Linked DNA regions of Homo sapiens: region 2 is linked to region 1. Evidence: read pairs that join two places in POLR2A ChIA-PET (ENCODE). Cell type or tissue: MCF 10A. All regions are shown on one strand. Each heading gives the region's core, and the rest is flanking DNA. Links, peaks and the distances in the headings are about the cores only.

Region 1 (11,059 bases), core at 1,348-9,347:
GTAATATTTGCATATAACCTACACACATCCTCCTGTATACTTTAAGTCATCTCTTGTTTACTTATAATACCTAATGTAGTGTAAATGCTATGTAAATAATTATTATACTGTATTGTTTTTCATTTGTATTTATTTTTAGAGATAGGGTCTCACTACATTGCCCAGGCTGGACTTGAACTCCTGGGATCAAGCAATCTGCCTACCGCAGCCTCCCAAGTAGCTAGGACTACAGGTGCATGCTGCCACACCTGTCTATATTTGTATTATTTTTTATTGCTGCATTATTTTTTTCCAACTTTTTTTTTTTTTTTGAGACAGGGTCTCACTCTGTTGCCCAGGCTGAAGTGCAATGGTGCGATCTCGGCTCACTGAAACTTCCACCTCCTAGGTTCAAGCAATTCTCCTGCCTCAGCCTCCTGAATAGCTGTGATTGCAGGTGTGCCACCATTCCCGGCTAATTTTTGTATTTTTAGTAGAGACAGGGTTCTGCCATGTTGGCCAGGCTGGTCTCGAACTCCTGATCTAAGTTGATCCACCCGCCTCAGCCTCCCAAAGTGCTGGGATTACAGGTGGGAGCCACCACGCCCGGCCATTTTTCCAAATATACATTTTTTAACTTGGATTTTTTGGATTTTTATTGCTCATTTATTTAAGAGCAAGCATTTTCTTTCTGGTGACCAGAAGCAGCAGCAAATAAGCTTTTAAGTGCTTATGTCAATTATCCTTTTAATTCTTACTGCTTTTAGAAAGAGCACTTCTTGCTGGTTTTCCTTCTACCTTTCATGCCACCCTTTCTCAATTTTTTTTTTTTTTTTTTTGAGACGGAGTCTCCCTCTGTCACCAGGCTGAAGTACAGTGGCATGATCTCCACTCACTGCAACCTCCACCTCCCGGGTTCAAGCGATTCTCCTGCCTCAGCCTCCCGAGTAGCTGGGATTACAGGCGCCACCACCACACCCGGCTAATTTTTTGTATTTTTAGTAGAGACGAGATTTCACCATGTTGGTCAGGCTGGTCTCGAACTCCTGACCTCGTGATCCACCCGCCTCGGCCTCCCAAAGTGCTGGGATTATAGGCGTGAGCCACCGCGCCCAGCCCTCAATTTTTTGTTTGTTTTGAGACAGGGTCTCACTCTGTTGCTCAGGCTGGAGTGCAGTGGCACAATCATGGCTCACTGCAGCCTCGAACTCCTGGGCTCAAGCGCTCCTCCCTTCTCGCCTTCCAAGTAGCTGGAGCTACGGGCACGTGCCACCACATCCAGTGGCTAAATTTTGTATTTTTTGTAGAGAGTCTCACTATGTTGTCCAGGCTGATCTAAAACTCCTGGTCTCAACTATTCCTCCTTCCCCAGCCTTCCAAAATGCTGGGATTACAGGTGTTAGCCACTGCACCTGGCCCCTGCTTTGCTTTTCTTGATGACACCTCCTTCTGATGTGCCATGTAATTTACATATTTGTTGTCTAACTCCCCACTATAATTAAACTCAATGAAGGCAGAGTTTTTTTAGACTTGTATTTTGAAATAACAATAGATTCGCAAGAAGTTGCAAAGAAAGGGACTGAGAGGCCCTGTGTACCCTTTATCTAGTTTTCCCCAGTGTTAGCATCTTGCATAACTATAGTACAATATCACAACCAGGAAATTCACGTTGGCACAGTCCACAGAGCTTATTCAGATTTCACCAGTTATACATATGCCCCTTGGGGCAGGGGTGGGCAGGGGGGAGTTGTATAGAATTGTTTTTTTTGTTTTTTTGTTTTTGTTTTTTGAGACAGAGTCTCACTCTGTCACCCAGGCTGGGGTGCAGTGTTGTGATCTCGGCTCACTGCACCCTCCACCTCCTGGGTTCAAGCAATTCTCTCTGTCTCAGCCTCCTGAGTAGCTTGGACTACAGGCACGCACCAGCATGCCCGGCTAATTTTTTTTGTTTGTTTTGAGACAGAGTCTCGCTCTGTCACCCAGGCTGGAGTGCAGTGGCGCGATCTCGGCTCACTGCAGCCTCCACCTCCCGGGTTCAAGCCATTCTCCTGCCTCAGCCTCCTGAGTAGCTGGGATTACAGGCGCGCGCCACCACACTTGGCTAATTTTTGTATTTTTAGTAGGGACGGGGTTTCACCATGTTGGTCAGGTTGATCTCGAACTCCTGACCTCAGGTGATCCGCCCGCCTCAGCCTCCCAAAGTGCTGGGATTACAGACGTGAGTCACCACACTTGGCAAATTCTATCACACGTGTAGCTTTGTGTAATTCCCACCACAAAAAAATCCAGAACCATACCATCGCCACAAGACTCCAAGAGGGCAGGGATTTTTGGTCAGATTTGTTTGCTTCTGTACCCCCAACACGAAGACCCGAACCAGACAGAGTAGGTTCCCAAAATCTGTGTTGAAAAGGCAGTAGAGGGTAGTGGTGACAGCACAGACTCTGAAGCCTGGACTACCTGAGTCTGAGTACCGGCTGTGCAACATAGTAGCTGTGTGACCTTGGGTATACAACTTAATCTGTCCCTGTTGCAGTTCCCTCTTCTGTAAAATGAGGATGATTAACCATACTTACCTTGTAGTGTTCTGGTGAAGATTCAAAAGGTCACTGGTAAAACATGGTAAGCTCACAGTGAGGCTTGAATTAATACATGCAGCTACATAGTAACTATCAAGCCCCATAAGCAGCAGCCACTGTTACTTTCATCCTTTTGCATTGCAACAGAACAGATAGTGCTAGGAGCCATAAGAAAGGTACAAATAAACTATTACAACAGTGTTGAAGGGGTGATGATTTCCAGCTAAGGGGAAGAGACAGCATTTGAATTCGGCCTTAGAAGGTGACTGGTGGTGTCATGAGCTAAATTATGTTCCCCCAAAATTCATGTGTTGAAGCCCTAATCCCCAGGACCTCAGAATGTGACTTTAGGCCGGGCACGGTAGCGCACTCCAGTAATCCCAGCACTTTGGGAGGCCGAGGCGGGCGGATTACTTGAGGTCAGGAGTTCGAGACCGGCTTAGCCAACATGGCGAAACTCCGTCTCTACTAAAAATACAAAAATTAGCTGGGTGTGGTAGTGCGTGCCTGTAGTCCCAGCTACTCGGGAGGCTGAGGCATGAGAATCACTTGAACCCGGGAGGCGGAGGTTGCAGTGAGCCAAGATTGTGCCATTGCACTCTAGCCTGGGCAATAAAGGGAGACTCAGTCTTGAAAAAAAAAAAAAGGAAATATGTGCTATAGTAATACATGGGCTTCTTAACATAGTTCTATTTGTGAACTTATAACTAATGTAATTTAAAGGGAGTGTGTAAATAATATATGGAGACATCTGCATCAACTGTAATGTAACATGAAGCCATCTATGGTTTCTATTAGTGACCAAGTCACGAGTACTGCTAATGCCACTGTGGTCTGTTGCCTACATTCCTAAATAAAGAAAGCATTACATTTCATTAAATTTGGTGAAAATAAAGTTGTATTTTCCCATTCAAGTTCATGGGATCCTCTGAATTCTATACATGGACTCTTGTGGACTCCAGGTTAAAAACCCTTGCTGTAATCCGTTGGTGTAAAAATGCTTGAGGTGACTGCAAATATACATGGAGGTTTTTGCGTTTATTTATTTACTTTTTCTTTTTTGAGATGGAGTTTTGCTCTTGTTGCCCAGGCTGGAGTGCAGTGGCGCAATCTCGGCTCGCTGCAACCTCCGCCTTCAGGGTTCAAGAGATTCTCTTGTCTCAGCCCCCGCAGTAGCTGAGATTACAGGCGCCCGCCACCACGCCTGGTTAGTTTTTTTGTATTTTTAGTAGGGACGGGGTTTCACCATGTTGGCCAGGCTGGTCTCGAACTCCTCGTTTCAAGTAATCCGCCCGCCTAGGCCTCCCAAAGTGCTGGGATTACAAGCGTGAGCCACCACGCCCAGCTTATTTTTATGTTTATTTTATTTACTCATCAAAAAGGAAAGGTTTTTGCTTTTAAATGGGGAAAAGGATGAAAATGGGGAACACTAGCATCCCAAACGCATGTTATTAATTATTGTACATCTTGCCAAAGGCGGGCTACAATGTCAGGCTGGACTTCTAGCAGCCAAGGAAGAGGTTCTGTCCCTAACTTTCTGAGTTGAAAACTTTGATTGGCAACCTTCCGCCTAGTCGAAAACCCCTAGGCTTACATAAGCGTCCACGTGGTCCAACCCCCTCCAACTTCTCCGGCTTCCTCCGACACGACTGTCCCTTCCCACACCTCCCAGCCAGGCCGAAATGACTCGTAACCCTCTGGGAAAATGGCACTTACTCTCCGCCTGCCGAGCTCCGACCCGGCGTTCCGAGTCCCCGGCGCCCGGAGGTGACGGTCGCTTCCCCTGCCCTCCCTTAGGGTTAGTCCCGCCCAATCGGCTCCTTAATTTTTCGGAGGGGCTTCTACTTTGGCATTTATCACGGGCTGTCTGCCTCACTTACGAAGCAGGGTGCCCCTAGCACACTGCCGGGCCCCTGGGGGAACGCACTTAGGGAAGCGAAGCAAAGCTAACTGCATTTGGCAGAAACCAGCGCGCTTTCCCACGGCGCCACGGGAGCGCACCGCTAGACAGAGAAGGCACTAGAAGAGGCGGTCGGTGCATAGCGTCACCTCCTAAACTCCGCCCATCGGAAGCGCCTTCTAAGCTCGTTCTTCCGCCAGCTTCCCTCCTCTTCCTTTCTCCGCCATCGTGGTGTGTTCTTGACTCCGCTGCTCGCCATGGTAAGTCCATCGGCCCCCATCGGCCCCGGGGTGGCTTCCCAAAACCCGAGGCCGCTGCCAGGAAATGCCTGGGCCGCGCGGAGCGTTGAGGGGCGGGAGCCTTTTAAAGGCTTTTTCAAGAAAATATCCAGTTCGGCCACTGTTGTCTTTCGTGGCCTGGAGGGAAGCTAGTGAGCCAGCGAGCAACCTGGAGAGGGACGGGCTGCGCTGCGGCCGCGGATTCAAGGGGGCTCTTTCTTTGCCCGGCCGCTGCCGAGTCGGGCAGGGATTCCGGTTTCCCTTCGCTTGTAGCGAACTCGTTCTGGAGGCGGGGGGTGGGAGGTGGCAGCCACCCCCGAAATCGTGGCCTGACTGTGGGCTGCCCGTGGCATGCGCAACGTGGAGGGTAATCAGGAGGGTATTGTGGGCTACTGGTTTTCGAAAAGGGTTTAGCTTGGCGTGGAGAAGCGAACCGCATTTTTAGATCCCAGGACTTTTGTTTAGAGGACGTTTATTCAGAGACTTGAGCGTCACCCCGTGGAAGCGCCTAGAACAAGGGGTGTTTTGCGAACCTGTGTGTCATTCTGGCCTTCTTAGTAAATGGCAGCAGCGAACCAGTCACTCTTTACTGGGAAATGTAAAATGTTGATTTCTAGATATGGAGGCGATAAGTACTGGTATTTTATTACTTGTCAAGTAATTTATTACTTGACAAAATTTACAACTGCTACTGTGGATGGGGGACGGGGTGTAATCTTTGCCTTCTTTGTATTGGCTCCCATTATTATGCAAGGGTATGTTCGTCCAGGTTGGCCAGGCATTAAACCTGCATCCGTGCCAATTTTGCAAGATTATTCTGTAGATTTGGGGGAGTATTGGGGTTGGCCTTAGATGAAAGCCAAAAGATGCAACTAGAAATTGAGACAGTCATCCTTGGAAAAGTGACATTTCATTTATTTTTAAATTTAAAAGTTTATTTTTTTAGCCAGTGAAATTTAGCAGTAGAGATAGAGTTAGGATTAATACCGAAATGGTGAGTAGGTTAGATCTTCTGAATGTCAGGGACTTTCCCTAAGTCTTAATTACCCTCCCAATAACACTTGAAAAGTACGTACCCCTGTTTTACAAAGTAGAGCACTGAGATTCGTTGACTTGCAAATGGTAGGTAGGTGGTTCTGTTTGACTCAAAGCTGTGTTCTTCCCAGGAAGCCAGATTCCCTAGCCATTCCCAGTGTGGTCGTCTGAGTCCTTGGGGGACCACAGGGTAAATTGAAAGGTAGCCTCTGGCTGTGGAGCAGAAAGGACCTGGGTTTGAATCCTGGTTCTGCACATTGATGCTCTGATTTTGTGCATGTTTCTTAACCGGATTCCACTTATTTTATCTGAACGATGGAAACTGTGGTATCTGCCCCCAGAGAAGTTGTGAGGGTCAGAGACTTGCTTGGCTTGATGGCTTAGCATTGAGAAGATTTTGGGGCTGGGGTATGTGTTAAGCACTCAAATGTTGGTTTGAAGGAGTTCTTGACTTTGAATCATTCGGGCAGGCTCTAATATTGTCTAAATTGATTGCATTTTCTTCCCAGTCTTCTCACAAGACTTTCAGGATTAAGCGATTCCTGGCCAAGAAACAAAAGCAAAATCGTCCCATTCCCCAGTGGATTCGGATGAAAACTGGAAATAAAATCAGGTAAGACCTCCATCATACTGCTTGTATTTTGCTAAATGTAAGAGCCACTGTGTCTGGCCAGGGTTACTTTTTGAGTATAAATACATGATTAAAATTGCATGCAATCCAATCCACCCTTTGACAGCATTCTCAAATTCGTTTTTAAAAACGTACTTCCTTTGTTTCTGCACTGCATCCAGCCCACATCTGGGCTTATGGGCAGATAATTCTCCAATACTTATTAATTTCCTGGTCATCTTCAGTCTGAGCTAGGTCATAAGGTGGAAGGCTGTCTTATACACATCCTGGTGGGGAAGACCCAGTCAGTATTTTTAGGCTTTTTGTTTTTGTTTTTGTTTTTGTTTTTGTTTTGAGACGGAGTCTCGCTCTGTTACCCGGGCTGGAGTGCAGTGGCACAATCTCGGCTCACTGCAACCTCTGCCTCCCAGGTTCAAGTGATTCTTTTGCCTCCGCCTTCAGAGTAGCTGGGACTACAGGCGTGCGTCACCACGCCCAGCTAAGTTTTATATTTTTAGTAGAGATGGTATTTCACTATATTGGCCAGGCTGGTCTCAAACTCCTGAGCTCAAGTGATCTGCCCCTCTCGGCTTCCCAAAGTGCTGGGATTACAGGCATAAGCCATTGTGCCCGGCCTTTGTTTTTGTTTTTTGAGACAGGATCTTGTTCTGTTTTACATGCTGCGTTGACACTATCTCCCTGCAACCTCTCCCTACCTACCAGACTCAAGTGACCCTCCCACCTCATCTCTCTGAGTAGCTGGGACTACAGGCACACGCCACCACACCTGGCTAATTTTTAAATTTTTTGTAGAGATGGGGTCTCTCTGTGTTGCCCAAGCTGGTCTTGAACTCCTGAGCTCAAGCAATCCTCCTGTCTCACCCTACCAAAGTGCAGAGATTACAGGCGTGAGCCATCACACCTAGCCCAGTCTTTTAGATGTTTCTCTTTTCTAAAAAGAGACTAGAAAAGATTGGAAAACTGTCCTCTACTGCAGAAGTAGTTGATCTCAAAGGAAAAACATTACTAGAATTGCTATGAAGGACCTCCAAGGTCATCTAGACTAACTCCAGGGAAAGCTAGGCCTGAAACAGTCTCCTGCATGGCTTTTTCAGCCCATCGCTCTTTGGTCCTGATGGGCCTTGAGACAGGTTTTGAAGGGAGCATCAAGAATCAGCAAGAGTTGCCCAAGGTTCAGCAGTCGCTCTCTCACCCAGGCTGAGTGCAGTGGTGTAACCCTCCCACCTCAGCCTCCTCCTGAGTAGCTGGGACTACAGGCGTTCACCACCATGCCTGGCTAATTTGTGTACCTGTTGTAGAGATGGGGTTTCGCCATGTTGCCCAGGCTAGTCAAAGCACTTTCTCTTTTTTTTTTTTTTGAGATGGAGTTTTGCTCTCATTGCCCAGGCTGGAGTGCAATGGTGTGATCTTGGCTTACCGCAACCTCTGCCTCCCAAGTTCAAGCGATTCTCTTGCTCAGCCTCCCAAGTAGCTGGGATTACAGGTGCCTGCCACCACACCTGGCTAATTTTTGTATTTTTAGTAGAGACGGGGTTTCACCATCTTGGCCAGGCTGGTCTTGAACTCCTGACCTCGTGATTCACGCGCCTCTGCCTCCCAACATGCTGGGATTACAGGCATGAGCCACCGCGCCCAGCCAGAACTTGATTCGACTTGTATGGCAAAGCTAGTGGGATTGGTTTGCTAAGAAGACTTAAAGGGGTGGCTTCTTAGGGCTAAAGTTGAGGGCCTATTTCCTTGGTTCATTTAGCTAGTTAGATGTGAAAATTGCCACCCATTGTAATGTTATGGGCTAGTTAATTGCTTACCATTTGTTTACTGGATACTAGACACTGTCCTTTATTATTTGATACATCTACTTGAACGTGGGTTTCTCTGTGTCCTGCCTGATGGTGGGACCTGCTTGTGAAGAGTGAAAGAAGTATATATAAACCAGGCACAGTGCTTCATACTTATAATCCCAGCACTTTGGGAGAGGCCAACGCAGGAGGATTGCTTGAGGCCAGGAATTTGAGACCAGCCTGGGCAACATAGGGAGACCACCCCCGTCCATCTCTACCAAAAATATAAATTAGCTGGACTTGGTGGCACGTGCTTGTAGTCCTAACTATTTAGCAGGCTGAAGTGGGAGGATCACTTGAGCCCAGGAATTCACAGGCTGCAGTGAGCTGTGATCCGGCCGCTGCATTGTAGCCTGGGCAACAGTGTGACCCTGTCTCAAAAAAAGAAAAATGTATGTAAAACTCAACGCCTAGTTCAATAAATAACCTGCTATTAAACTCTGTGGTCTCCTAGAATTGGGAAGGTATTTTGTACGTAAGATTATATACCCTTGACCCAGATAATTGACCCAATGGAATGATTTTCATTGTTTTAGCTATCTTCCAGCGTTAAAAATGTTTTTGAAAGCAGGTTGCAATTACAGTGCTTCATTTTGTGGAAGTACTGCCATTATCCTGCTGAAAGAAAAGCCGTGTTAATCATTTTTGATTTTGCCTTTATGAGGGTAAAATCATGACAGATTGACATGGACAATTCTGGGATTGCTGTTTCCCTGCACTAGACGTGAATGGAGGAGTTGATCGATTGTAAAGATCATGCGAGGCCAGGTGCAGTGGCTCATGCCTGTAATCTCAACTCTTTGGGAGGACGAGGCGGGTGGATCTCGAAGTCCAGCCAGTTCGAGACCAGCCTGGCCAACATGGTGAAACCCTGCCTCTACTAAAAATACAAAAATACAAAAATTAGCTGGGTGGTGTTGGGGGGGCGGGCGACTCTGTCTCAAAAAAAATATCATGCGGGAGCTTTTATATGTTTGTGACCCATTATGAGGGGGTTCAGAGTATGTCTGTGTACCTCCAGGTCCATTGAATCAAAAGTGGGTACAAGTACACTTGGAGAGAGTGGGCTTCGCCACTACTCTGATCCTAGTTAAGAGCCTAGCCTTCAAATTATTTTGAGAGGATAAAACTTGACTTGGCTAGTTTTTAAACACATAGGGAATTATTTTTTTTACTCTCCAGAAAGAACTCCAAACTTGTTAGAGGAGAGAAAAGCAGTACCCTTTGTATTTTGTGGTACCTAAAAGGTTATGTGAATGGGAACAGCTACATTGCTGTCAGACTGCCTTTGTAACTTGACATTTTTTTCTGTGTAGGTACAACTCCAAAAGGAGACATTGGAGAAGAACCAAGCTGGGTCTATAAGGAATTGCACATGAGATGGCACACATATTTATGCTGTCTGAAGGTCACGATCATGTTACCATATCAAGCTGAAAATGTCACCACTATCTGGAGATTTCGACGTGTTTTCCTCTCTGAATCTGTTATGAACACGTTGGTTGGCTGGATTCAGTAATAAATATGTAAGGCCTTTCTTTTTAATTGCTGTTGTATTGTGGTTTGTCAATTACTGAATTCTCCCTTCCCTGCCAAACCTAATAACAACACTATCCAGTAGAACTTTCTGCAATGATAGAAATGTTCTCTGGCTACCATGTGCTTGAAGTGTGTTTAGTGTAAAGGACTGATTCTGTAAATTTTATTTTATTTTTTTTTAATGTATTTATTTATTTTGAGACAGAGTCTGGCTCTGTTGCCCAGGCTGGAGTGCAGTGGTGCGATCTTAGCTCACTGCAACCTCCACCTCCCGGGTTCAAGCAATTCTCTTGCCTCAGCCTCCTGAGTAGCTGGGATTACAGGCGCCCCCCACCACATCCAGCTAATTTTTGTATTTTTAGTAGAGATGGGGTTTCACAATGTTGGTCAGGCTGGTCTCGAACTCCTGACCTTGAGATCCACCCACCTCGGCCTCCCCAAAGTGTTGGGATTACAGGCATGAGCCACCACGCCCGGCCTCACATGAGTTTTACAATTAATCAACTCCCCCATTCACGTCTAGTGCAGGGAAATAGCAATCGCAGAATTTTATTTTTAGTAGAGATGGGGTTTCACCATGTTGGCCAGGCTGGTCTGGACCTCCTGACCTCAGGTGGTCCACCACCTCTGCCTCCCAAAGTGCTGGGATTACAGGCCTGAGCCACCGCGTCCAGCCATCTGCTGCCTGTTTTTGTACAGTCTGTGAACTATATGGTTCCTACATTTTTAAATAGTTGAAAGAATATTTTATGCCATCTGAAAATTGAAATACAAATTTCTGTCCATATAAAATGTTCTTGTTTCACAGCCATATGCATAACTTACGTATTATGTATATAAATGCACCCTTGTGCACAGAGATAATGTGGCCTGCAAAGCCTAAAATATTTACTACTTTGCTCTTTATGCAAAAAGATTGCCCACCCCTGTTCCTGGATTCAAGCGAGTTCACTTGTTTAAAAAAAATCTAGGTTAATTGTTGACATTGTAACAGGTAATGCTATTGCCTGACTTACTGAAGAGCTACAGCTGAGTGAATGTACATGGTGGAAATCTTGTGGATTTGAGCTTTTACTGGGTTAGTGCAGCTTCTTCGGTACCCCTTGCAGTTTCCCTGGCTGACGAATCATCAGGGAATTATGTTTAACATCTCAAAGAACCAGTAGCAACTTCATATTTAGAGAGATGCATTAACAAATTATTGGCCACCTTTGTGTCAGACACTGTTCTAGGTACTTGGAATTCATTGGTTGATAGACAAATTATGTGGCATGTTA
Region 2 (11,059 bases), core at 2,076-10,075, 290 kb after region 1:
ACTGAAAGTACGAAAATTAGCCAGGCATGGTGGTGCGTGCCTGTAATCCTAGCTACTCAGGAGGCTGAGGCAGGAGAATCACTTGAGCCTGGGAGGCAGAGATTGCGGTAGGTCAAGATCACGCCACTGCACTCCAGCCTGGGCAACAGGGAGAGACTGTCTCAAATAATAAAAATAAAATAAAATAAAAGTAGTTATATTAGACCAATGGAACAGAATAGAGAACCCAGAAATAAAGCCAAATACTTACAAACAACTGATATTTGACAAAGCATACGAAAACGTAAGTTGGGGAAAGGATACCCTATTCAATAAATGGTGCTGGGCAAACTGGCTAGCCCCATGTAGAAGAATGAAACTGTATCCCTATCTCTCACCTTATGCAAAAATCAACTTGAGATGGATCAAAGACTTAAATCTAAGACCTGAAATCATAAAAATTCTAGAAGAAAACCTAGGAAAAACTCTTCTGGACATTCTTTGCCTAGGCAGGCAAAGAATTTATGACTAAGACCCGAAAAGCAAATGCCACAAAAACAAAAATAAATGGGACCTAATTAAACTGAAAAGCTTCTTGCACAGCAAAAGAAAAAATCATCAGAGTAAACAGAACCCACAGAATGGAAGAAAATATTTGCAAACTATGCGTCCAACAAAGGAGTAATATACAGAATCTACAAGGAACTCAAACAAATCAGCAAGAAAACAAATAAACAAATAATCCCATTAAAAAGGGGGCAAATGACACGAAGAGACATTTCTCAAAAGAAGATATACAAACGGCCAACACACACATAAAAAATGCTCAACATCACTAATCATCAGGGAAATACAAATTAAAACCATAATGAGATACCACCTTACCCCAGCCAGAATGGCCATTATTATTATTATTATTATTGAGACAGAGTTTTGCTCTTGCCCTCCAGGCTGGAGTGCAGTGGCATGATCTCGGCTCACTGCAACCTCTGCCTCCCGGGTTCAAGCGATTCTCCTGAGGCTGAGGTGTGCGGATCACCTGAGGTCAGGAATACAAGACCAGCCTGGCCAACGTGGTGAAACCCCATCTCTACTAATGATACAAAAATTAGCCAGGCGTGGTGGCAAGCACCTGTAATCCCAGCTACTTGGGAGGCTGACACAGGAGAATCACTTGAACCCGGGAGGCGGAGGTTGCAGTGAGCTGAGATCGAGCCATTGCACTCCAACCTGGGTGACAAGAGCAAAACTCCATCTCCAAACAAAAAAAGAAAAAAAAAGAAAAAGAAAAAGAATGAAATAATGTCTTTTTCGGCAACTTGGATGGAGCTGGAGGCTGTTATTCTAAGTGAAGTAACTCAGGAATGGAAAACCAAATACTGTATGTTCTCACTCAGAAGTGAGAGCTAAGCTATCAGTACACAAAGGCATGTGGAGTGGTATGATGGACACTAGAGACTCAGAAAGGGGAGGGTGGGAGTGGGTGAAGGATAAAAAACTGTAAAATGGATACAATGTATACTACTTGGGTGATGGGTGCACTAAAATCTCAGAATTCACCACTATATAATCCATCCATGTAACCAAAAACCACTTGTACGCCAAAAGCCATTGAAATAAAAAAAATTAAAACAATAAAAAAGGTGAAAAAAAAAGAAAATAAAAACACACCTGTCCAAGCTAGGTGTGGTGGTGCATGCCTATAGTCCTAGATACTCAGGAGGCTGAGGGCGGAGGATTATTTGAGCCCAGAAGTTCGAGGTCAACCTGGGTGACATAGTGAGATCCCATCTCTAAAAAATAAACCAATCAACAAACAACCCCTTCCCCACTTGCCACAAAACACACCTTTCCCAAAGAAAGTATATATACCAGAAGAAATAATGCCCTTCTTCTGGTATGTAAGAATTCCCGGCCGGGTGTGGTGGCTCACGCCTGTAAATCCCAACACTTTGGAAGGCTGAGGCAGGCGGATCACGTGAGCCCAGGAGTTGGAGACCAGCCTGGCCAACAAGGTGAAACTCCGTCTCTACTAAAAATACAAGAATTAGCCGGGCGTGATGGCACACGCCTGTAGTCGCAGCTACTCTGGAGGCTGAGGCATGAGAATCGCTTGAACCTGGGAGGTGGAGGTTGCAGTGAGCTGAGATTGTGCCACTGCACTCTGGCCTGGGGAACATAGTGAGACTCTGACTCAGAAAAAAAAAAAAAAAAAAAAAAAGGATTCCTTCCAGGAGTCTGTTAGCAGTTGCCCTCAAGACCAGCAAAACTGGAGGGTGAGGGAACTGAGATTTTCTGGAATAGCCTTTTTTATGTCTTTTTCTACGTAAGCAGATTGAGGATCAGAAAGTTAAAGCGACTTGTCCGAGGTCTACAGCTACTAAGTGGTTGATAGAACTGGAAAGCCTCCTAGGTTTCTAGTCAGGGAGACAGGTCTATGCTTTTTTTCCCAAAGCAAATGACTTCCCATTTTGGATTTATTTTTCTAGACTTCCCTCATTGCTTTAACTCTCCTTACATCCTCCCATGACCTCTTTTAATTCTGTCCACACAGCCACAGTTGGCAGCTAGACCAAAGTGGTTTGGTTTGTCAGATCCAGGAACAAGGGGCAGAGGCATCTAGCTAGCCTGGGCCACCTTCTGGGGAACCAGCTAGGTTTTAATTCAATGCCAGTGTTCAGGAAGTAAAGCAGTTGCTCTTCCTGGCAGGCATCAAGGAAGCATGCTGGAACTAGAGTCCTTGCCGAGCTGGACTGAGAGGGAAGCAAGGAACCCGTGGAGAGGGCCATTTCTAGACTGAGGAATGCAGGCCTGGCTCTCCACTCAAGGCCATCCCCGGGTGATGTTAGAAGTCAAACCAAAGTTAGCTGACATAGAAGAGCCATTCATTTTTTTCTAGAAAAACTGATTGAGGCCGAGTGCGGTGGCTCACGCCTGTAATCCCAGTACTTCAGGAGGCTGAGGTGGGTGGATCACTTGAGGTCAGGAGTTTGAGACTAGCCTGGCCAACATGGTGAAACCCCGTCTCTACCAAAAATACAAAAATTAGCCAGGTGTGGTGGTGAGCACCTGTAGTCCCAGCTACTCAGGAGGCTGAGGCGGGAGGATCGTTGGAGCCTGGGAGGCAGAGGTTGCAGTGAGCTGAGATCGCACCACTGCACTCCAGCCTGGGTGACAGAGTGGGAGTCTGTCTCAAAAACAAAAACAAAAACTGTCCCGGCATGGTGGCTCACGCCTGTAATCCCAGCACTTTGGGAGGCCGAGGTGGGTGGATCACGTGAGCCCAGGAGTTGGAGACCAGCCTGGCCAACATGGCGAAACCCCGTCTCTACCAAAAATACAAAAAAAAATTAGCTTGGCGTGGTGGTGCACGCCTGTAATCCCAGTTACTCAGGAGGCTGAGGCAGGAGAATGGATTGAACCTGGGAGGCGGAGGTTGCAGTGAGCCAGGATCGCGTCACTGCACTCCAGCCTGGGCAACAGAGTGAGACTCTGTTTCAAAAAAAAAAAAAAAAAAAAACAGTAATGGGCTTTTGGCTGGGTGTGGTGTCTCACGCCTGTAATCCCAGCACTTTGGGAGGCCAAGGCAGGTGGATCACGAGGTCAGGAGTTCGAGACCAGCCTGGCCAACATAGTGAAACCCGTCTCTACTAAAAAATACAAAAATTAGCTGGGCATGGTGGCGCATGCCTGTAACCCCAGCTACTCGGGAGGCTGAGGCAGGAGAATCGCTTCAACCCCGGGAGGCAGAGGTTGTGGTGAGCTGAGATGAGGCCACTGTACTCCAGCCTGGGCAACAGAGGGAGACTCCATCTCAAACAAAACAAAGCAAAACACACCAAAAAAAAAAAAAAATGATTGAGCTGACTAGGTGCCAAAGATACCACTATGAATGGCAGAGATGAAGTTCCTACCTTCATGGAGTTTATGGCCTAGTGAGAGCAAAAAAAAAGTTTTTGTTTGCTTTGCTTTTTTAACACATAGATGTTTTCTAGCCACGTTGTCTGTCCTCCATCATGTTCTGGTCAGGGTTGGAGTACCTCTGGGACCTTTGAACCTTGTGTTTCTGGTGCCAAAGTAGTTGTGAACCTTGGGCTTAACCAGTGGTGAGTTTGTAAATGTTTAACGACCAGCTCTCGGGGTGGGGTAAGGTATGTGTATGTTTTTGTGTGTTTATGTACATAAGCTAATTAATTATAAATTTTACTTATGTAAAGGATATATAGTACACGAATTAGCCATAACAATAAAATATACAATATTATTTATTGTAAATTCAATATAGCCAAGTGATTCTCACAGAATGCTTTCATCGATTGTTGCCCAACTCTTATATCTGTGGTTGCACTTGATGAACAAATGTAGTTCTTTTTTTTTTTTTTTTTTTTGAGACAGAGTTTTGCTCTTGTTGCCCAGGCTGGAGTGCAGTGGCACGATCTCGGCTCACTGCAACCTCCGCCTCCTGGGTTCAAGTAATTCTCCTGCCTCAGCCTCCCGAGTAGCTGATATTACAGGTCGGCACCTAATCAACACTCAGTAAACATAGTAGATGCTCAATAAATATTAGTTGGATGAATGGATTAAATAAACATTTAATCTACTGTTACCTAGAACTTTACTATTATTTTGAGACAGAGTCTCACTCTGTCGCCCAGGCTGGAGTGCAGTAGCATGATCTCAGCTCACTGCAACCTCTGCCTCCCAGGTTCAAGCAATTCTCGTGCCTCAGCCTCCCGAGTAGCTGGGATTACAGGGGTGCACCACCATGCCCAGCTAATTTTTTGTATGTTTAGTAGAGACAAAGTTTCACCATGTTGGCCAGCCCAGTCTCGAACTCCTGACCTCAAATAATCCACCCGCCTCGGCCTCCCAAAATGCTGGGATTACAAGCATGAGCCGCCACGCCCGGCCGAACAAATGTAGTTCTGACGTGCATGTTGGTTGATATTTTCATTTAAGTGAGAAACAATGATGTCAGAACTGCATTCATTTGTCCACAATGTGAGTGATTTCTTTTTTTTTTTTTTTTTTTAAATGGAGTCTCACTCTGTTTGCCCAGGCTGGAGTGCAGGAGTGTGATCTTGGCTCACTGCAACCTCTGCCTCCCGGGTTCAGGTGATTCTCGTGCCTCAGCGTCCTGAGTAGCTGGGATTACAGGCGCACAGCACCACGCCTGGCTAATTTTTGTATTTTTAGTAGAGACAGGGTTTGGCCATGTTGGCCAGACTGGTCTTGAACTCCTGGCCTCAAGTGATCTGCCAGCCTCAGCCTCCCAAAGTGCTGGGATTACAGGTGTGAGACACCGTGCCTGGCTGATTTCCTTGCTGAATAGGTTAGTGGTTTTCAAACTCTGGAAGACTATTTTCTCATTTTTTGGTATTATTCACAATCTAACAGCTATAGATATGGCACACCTTTGAGTTTTATCTGCATTATTAACATTGTTTCTATTGCTTTCTTTCCTCTAGATAGACAACAAAAGAATAGATCAAGCCTGATTTATAGCATTTGCTGATTTCTGAGTTGTAAGTGTTCCCACTGTGGCTGATTTCAAGCAGTTAACTTCAATGTGATGTTGGGAAGAGACACAATTGCACACTATTATACAGTATTTCAACTCTACAGATACTGTAGACATAAATCATCTGAAGAGCACAGGTAATAGTAAAATGAAGGCCGGGTGCGGTGGCTCACGCCTGTAATCTCAGCACTTTGGGAGGCCGAGGCGGGTGGATCACCTGAGGTTGGGAGTTCGAGATCAGCCAGACCAACATGGAGAAACCCCGTCTCTACTAAAACTACAAAAAATTAGCCGGGCGTGGTGGCACATGCCTGTAATCCCAGCTACTTGGAAAGCTAAGGCAGGAGAATCGCTTGAACCCGGGAGGCAGAGGTTGCGGTGAGCTGAGATCGTGCCATTGCACTTCAGCCTGGCAACAAGAGCGAAACTCCATCTCAAAAAAAAAAAAAAAAAGTAAAATGATTAGGAGATGATGAGTTTTGGGACATTGATTACCTTAGTTTTTAATATAATTTATTTAATTGTAATTTTATATATTTTAAAATAAGTGCTATGCTTAATGACTGACTCACAAAACTTCTGAAAATATAGCATCTGGCTCTCATGGGCCAGAGGGAGCCAGCTCCAGCACATACCCGGGGCCAACTATATTTCCAAGTCCTGAATGACCCTCATCCCTACTCCCATGCCCCTTTGCCATTCATTCAGGACCCCATAGCCCACCGCCTTTGATGGGAGCTCCTGGATTCCAAAGCAAACCCTAGCTGGCACCAAAGCCTCACTGCCACCTTGAGCGAGAGTTCTGGCGACAGATTGACAACAGTGGCTTTTCCATGGGTGGGTGGCCTCTTTTTGCCTGGGAAGGGGTGGAAGAGAGCCAGGGACACTTGCATTGACTCTGGAATGCACACCTGGCAAGCACTCAAGTCTAAGAGGAAGAGAAAGATCAAGGTGTGAGTGCAGGGGAGCTCTGGCTCAGCCCTCTGTCAACTTGGCCCTGCTCCTGGCTGGGCTGAAATTGACTTCGGAAGGCTTTCCAGAAAGGCTGGTGATGCTGGAGACTGTGGGCTGGGGGGCAGGGCAAACATTTCTCTTCTGCCTCCAGGATGTTACTCAGAGCTCTGGAAGCTACTCCCAAGGGTGATCCAGTGTTTGCCCTTGAAGTCTACATTTTCGGCCCTATTTCCTTTTCAGCAGTAGAAGTGGCTGGCAGTGGAATTTGGGTCTGGGCCTCGTGCTGAGTGGCTGTCGGCTTTGGAATCTGACCCTCCCTGGTGGAAAAAGCTGGGCCAGCATTTGGGGCAGTCCTCAGCGTGCAGGCCCTATATGCTGTCTACTTTGGGCCACACGCACTTGGCTTTGCTCCTCAGGTAACCCCTGGGAAACCTATCAGGTGCAACTGCTCTGATGCAGTTGGGGCAGTGTTGTGATGGGCTGCTGTGATGTCACTGCATGAATGAAGGTTCTGTGTTTGCACCTAGGCTGGCAGCTCTCCAGGGGCACAGTCCTCAGCCCCACCCTAGCCAGCACTCAGTAGAAGGACCAGCCCTCAGAGACTGGCTGAATGAATTGATGAGTACAAGCCTGGCTGACATTCAAGATTTCTTCCTGGTGAAACAGAAGCACAGTGTGGAGTCCTGTGTGGAAGCTCTCATCTTGACGTCTTGTACAAAGAGTGTCCTTCATTATTGCTAACACTAGAGGGGAGGGGAACCTCACTAATCCCCCCCTGCCCGACACGTACAAACACACAAAGGTTTCTACTAGCCGGATGTTCTGTAACCAGGAAGTTCAGATGCCTTTTTTTTTCTCCCAGTCTATGAGAAAAGTCACCTCTGTCCCCACCCACATGCGCACTGCTACACGCTGTGCCTACCAAGGCTGGCAGAAGTGTGCTGGCTGGGAGTGATTTGCTCTTGGCATCAGCCTGAGAATATCCTGTGCGGCTGAGAAGGTGGTGCTGCCCTCTCTGCAACACAGGGATTGGGAATTGATCGGGGCGAGGGGGCACACACTAAGGACTCAATGCACTCTGAAAGGGGAGGGCTCCAACATCAACAGAATTACAAGTGCTCCACTCCCTGCCATGCCCCCTGCATCCCAGCATTCACACACATCCTCCCGCAGATGCTGTCTGACACTATTCACAGGGGTTTGGAAAAAAGGGAAGGCCTGCCATAAAGTCTGCAAAGAGGTGTGACTATGGAGTTTCAGTAGGAAAAAAATCTCTGGGGGACCACAATTCCTATTGTCCTTATGGCTATGGATCATGGTTATGGTTATGGACAATTAAGGAGGCGATGTAAAAATCACTGTCCAGGAACCCTCCCTGCATGTCCCCGAGGATGACACCTCCACACCCTTGTCAACATGTCCTGGGCTTAATGACCCTGTGAGTGCACCTAGCTTTGAAAGTTCTGGTGTTTGCACGTGTGTGTGTGTGTGCGCGCGCACACGTGTGTGTGTGTGTGAAGGAGAGAGAAACAGTGAGAGAGAGAAAATTAATACTCTTGTTTCCAGACTAGACTTTGCTTCTGTGCTCGAAACACACACACTCCCATCCAAGTGCCTCCTGGACAGCCCCACTTACACATCCTATAGGCAACTCAAATTGAATCTACCCAACACAACTTGTCATCCTTTCCTTCCCCCTCAAACTCACAGTTTGTCCTGCCTGATGATCCCTTTCTCAATAAGTGGCACTGCCACTCACCTACCTGGCCAAGCAGGAAATCTGGGCACACCCTCGTCTCACACTCCCATAGGCCTAGTCATCAAGTCAGGCCTGTTCTAGCCTTCACGTTTTCACTTCAACAACCTCGCTCTCCATGCACGGTCACTACTTCAGGTCAGGCCCCCATCTATGTGGAAGTGCAGCAAGGCCTCCTGATGAGCTTTCCTGCCTCTAGTTCCCCCACTATCCCCACCCCCCCCTCCAATCCATTCTCAACCCTCTCAACAAACCAGTCCCGAAGGAAGTGCCCAAGGCAGCAGGAAGCAGACCTGCCTGACAAGTCTTTCTCTCCAGGTTGTAGGTGCCTGATGTTCCCCCTTATTCCAGTAGTTTCTGGGGACAGCACTGCCATATTAGCTAGCTCACCACTCTAGGTTATCTGATTCACCCTACTGGCATTGGCAGAAAGGAAGGAATGTGAACTGAGAAGAAAGTTTTGAGGCTGGGCGCGGTGGCTCATGCCTGTAATCCCAGCACTTTGGGAGGCCAAAGCGGGCGGAATACCTGAGGTCAGGAGTTTGAGACCAGTCTGACCAACATGGTGAAACCCCATCTCTACTAAAAATACAAAATTAGCTGGGCATTGTGGCACATGCCTGTAATCCCAGCTACTCAGGAGGCTGAGGCAGGAGAATTGCTTGAACCTGGGAAGTGGAGGTTGCAGTGAGCCGAGATCGCGCCACTGCACTCCAGGCTGGGCAACAAGAGCAACACTCCGTCTCAAAAAAAAAAAAAAAAATTGACACCAATGAGGAAGTCAGGGGAAGGCCCAGAGAAGGGTAATGCGCATGTCCATAGGACCAGAGGGGATTTGTGGGGAGTGGCTTCCTGAAAAGGTGTGGGCTGGGTTCTGAAGGGACAGCCCATGAGGAAGCCTGGCCCTGAAGAAGGCAGGGCCAGTGGAAGGGAGAGGTCTCAGCTTGCCAGCTCCTGCCATGACAGGTGACTGTGCTTCCCTCCCAAGGTCTTTCTGTGGGGAGAGCCAGCAAATAGCTCTCAGGGGGAGAGTTATGATCTCCCAGAATGTGGTGTCCAGGCTTCCTTCCAGGAGGGAGAAAGAAACTGGCAAGAGGAAATTTGGGGGTGGGGTTGAAAAAGGGCTCCCATTCTCCCACTCAAGACCTATGACCTGAAAAGTTGACAGAGCCACGCATTTCTTCCTCTGGGTGGGCGGATCCTGATCGTCTTCAGAGTCTGAGGGAGGCTTTTTCTCTTACAAAACTCAAGTCTCTTCTTAACCCCCATCCTCTAGGCCAGCTGGAGAGACAGCCCCCTATAAGATATAGCTTGCACCAACCCCTCTCCAGTCCTGCAAGGTGACATTGAAGCCCGTGCCCTTCTGTGGCCGCCTCTGACATCTCCAGGACACTGCCGCAACCAGTTCTCCAGGATGTGACACCACCAGACTTCTTGAGAAGAGCCCACCGTGCCTCATTCATCTTTGTATCTGTACTATGATGTGTCGCTCAAACATAACCAGAGCTAAGAAGATGACCACCATGCATCCTTCTACTCAGCCTGCAAAATGCCCATCTTTTCTCTATCCTGGTACTTCCTCCAAGGTCAACCCCTTCCCCTACACCCTTTTCGTTTTTTGTCCTGTGTTTGCTTTTTGGAGACAGGGTCTTGCTCTGTTGCCCAGGCTGGAGTGCAGTGGCGTGATCATGGCTCACTGAAACTTGACTTCCTGGGCTCAATCGATCCTCTCACCTCAGCTTCCAGAGTAGCTGGGACTACAGGTGCGTGCCACCACACCTGGCTAATTTTTGTATTTTTTTTGTAGAGACGGGGTCTCTCTATGTTGCCCAGGCTGGTCTTGAACTCCTGGCCTCAAGAGATCTTCCTACCTCGGCCTTCCAAAATGCTGGGATTACAGGCATGAGCTACCATGCCTGGCTCCTTTCACTCCTTTGGGAATATACCTTTTACTGCCCCGAAGTCCAGATTCTGACCATGGTGAGCAGGTCTCTTCAAGAACTAGCTGCTGCTTTCATTTCTCACCACTCCCTCCCCAATCCTTGGTACTCTGTCTTGCCATACTTTTTTATTTTATTTTTATTTATTTATTTTTATTTATTTTGGGACAGAGTCTCACCCTATCGCCAGGCTGGAGTGCAGTGGCACAATCTCAGTTCACTTCAACCTCTGCCTCCCAGGTTCATGCAATTCTCCTGCCTCAGCCTCCCGAGTAGCTGGGACTACAGGCGTGCGCCACCATGCCCAGCTAATTTTTGCATTTTTAGTAGAGACGGGGTTTCACCATGTTGGCCAGGATGGTCTCGATCTCTTGACCTTGTGATCCCCCTGCCCTGGCCTCCCAAAGTGCTGGGACTACAGGCGTGAGCCACCGCTCCTGTCCTATACTTAAAAAACTCTTTATTTGGAAGTAATTTCAGGCTGGGCGCGGTGGTTCACGTCTGTAATCCCAGCACTTTGGGAGGCCGAGGTGGGTGGATTGCCTGAGCTCAGTAGTTCAAGGCCAGCCTGGCTGACATGGCAAAACCCTGTCTCTACCAAAAATGCCAAAAAAAAAAAAAAAAAAAAGATGCCGGCAGGAGGATCACTTGAACCTGAGAGGCGGAGGTTGCAGTGAGCTAAGATTGTACCTCTGCACTCCAGCCTGGGCAACAGAGTGAAACTCCATCAAAAAAATAAAAATAAAAAAAAATTCAAATTTACAAAATGTGCAAAAATAAAAAGAGCACGAGGAACACTTGTATAATCTTTACCCAGATTCATCTGCTTTTAACATTTTATCTCATTTCCTTTATCATTTGGGTTCTCTCTCTCTTTCTCGCTCTTTCTCTCTCCATACAGATACACAC

Evidence for each region. Peaks named below come from ENCODE experiments on the same cell type or tissue, not always from the same donor. Only the 100,000 strongest peaks of a DNase experiment are listed, where the experiment ranks them.
Region 2: POLR2A ChIA-PET joins it to region 1 with 10 read pairs; 6 of 35 experiments call an interaction of 5 or more read pairs at or near these places.

The regions. Positions count from the first base shown.
Region 1 is chrX:119,785,233-119,796,291 of GRCh38, reverse strand. RPL39 (ribosomal protein L39) reads left to right here and starts at 4,662. Exons shown (of 3, transcript NM_001000.4): 1 at 4,662-4,718; 2 at 6,281-6,384; 3 at 9,560-9,788. The coding sequence starts at 4,716. The coding sequence ends at 9,608. It overlaps SNORA69 (small nucleolar RNA, H/ACA box 69), which reads left to right and starts at 8,808; the gene lies at 8,808-8,939. LOC107985694 (a long non-coding RNA gene) reads right to left here and starts at 4,576. Exons shown (of 3, transcript XR_001755949.2): 1 at 4,275-4,576; 2 at 2,556-2,716. RefSeq lists enhancers at 4,668-4,927, 6,797-6,856. In MCF 10A, for the core only: no CTCF peak of the experiment used is centred there; DNase peaks (open chromatin) are centred at 4,271 and 4,611.
Region 2 is chrX:119,499,143-119,510,201 of GRCh38, reverse strand. No RefSeq gene overlaps it. Among named protein-coding and RNA genes, the nearest start is that of SLC25A5-AS1, 36 kb to the right of the region's middle. RefSeq lists a silencer at 6,442-6,736 and an enhancer at 9,192-9,271. In MCF 10A, for the core only: no CTCF peak of the experiment used is centred there; DNase peaks (open chromatin) are centred at 6,551 and 7,071.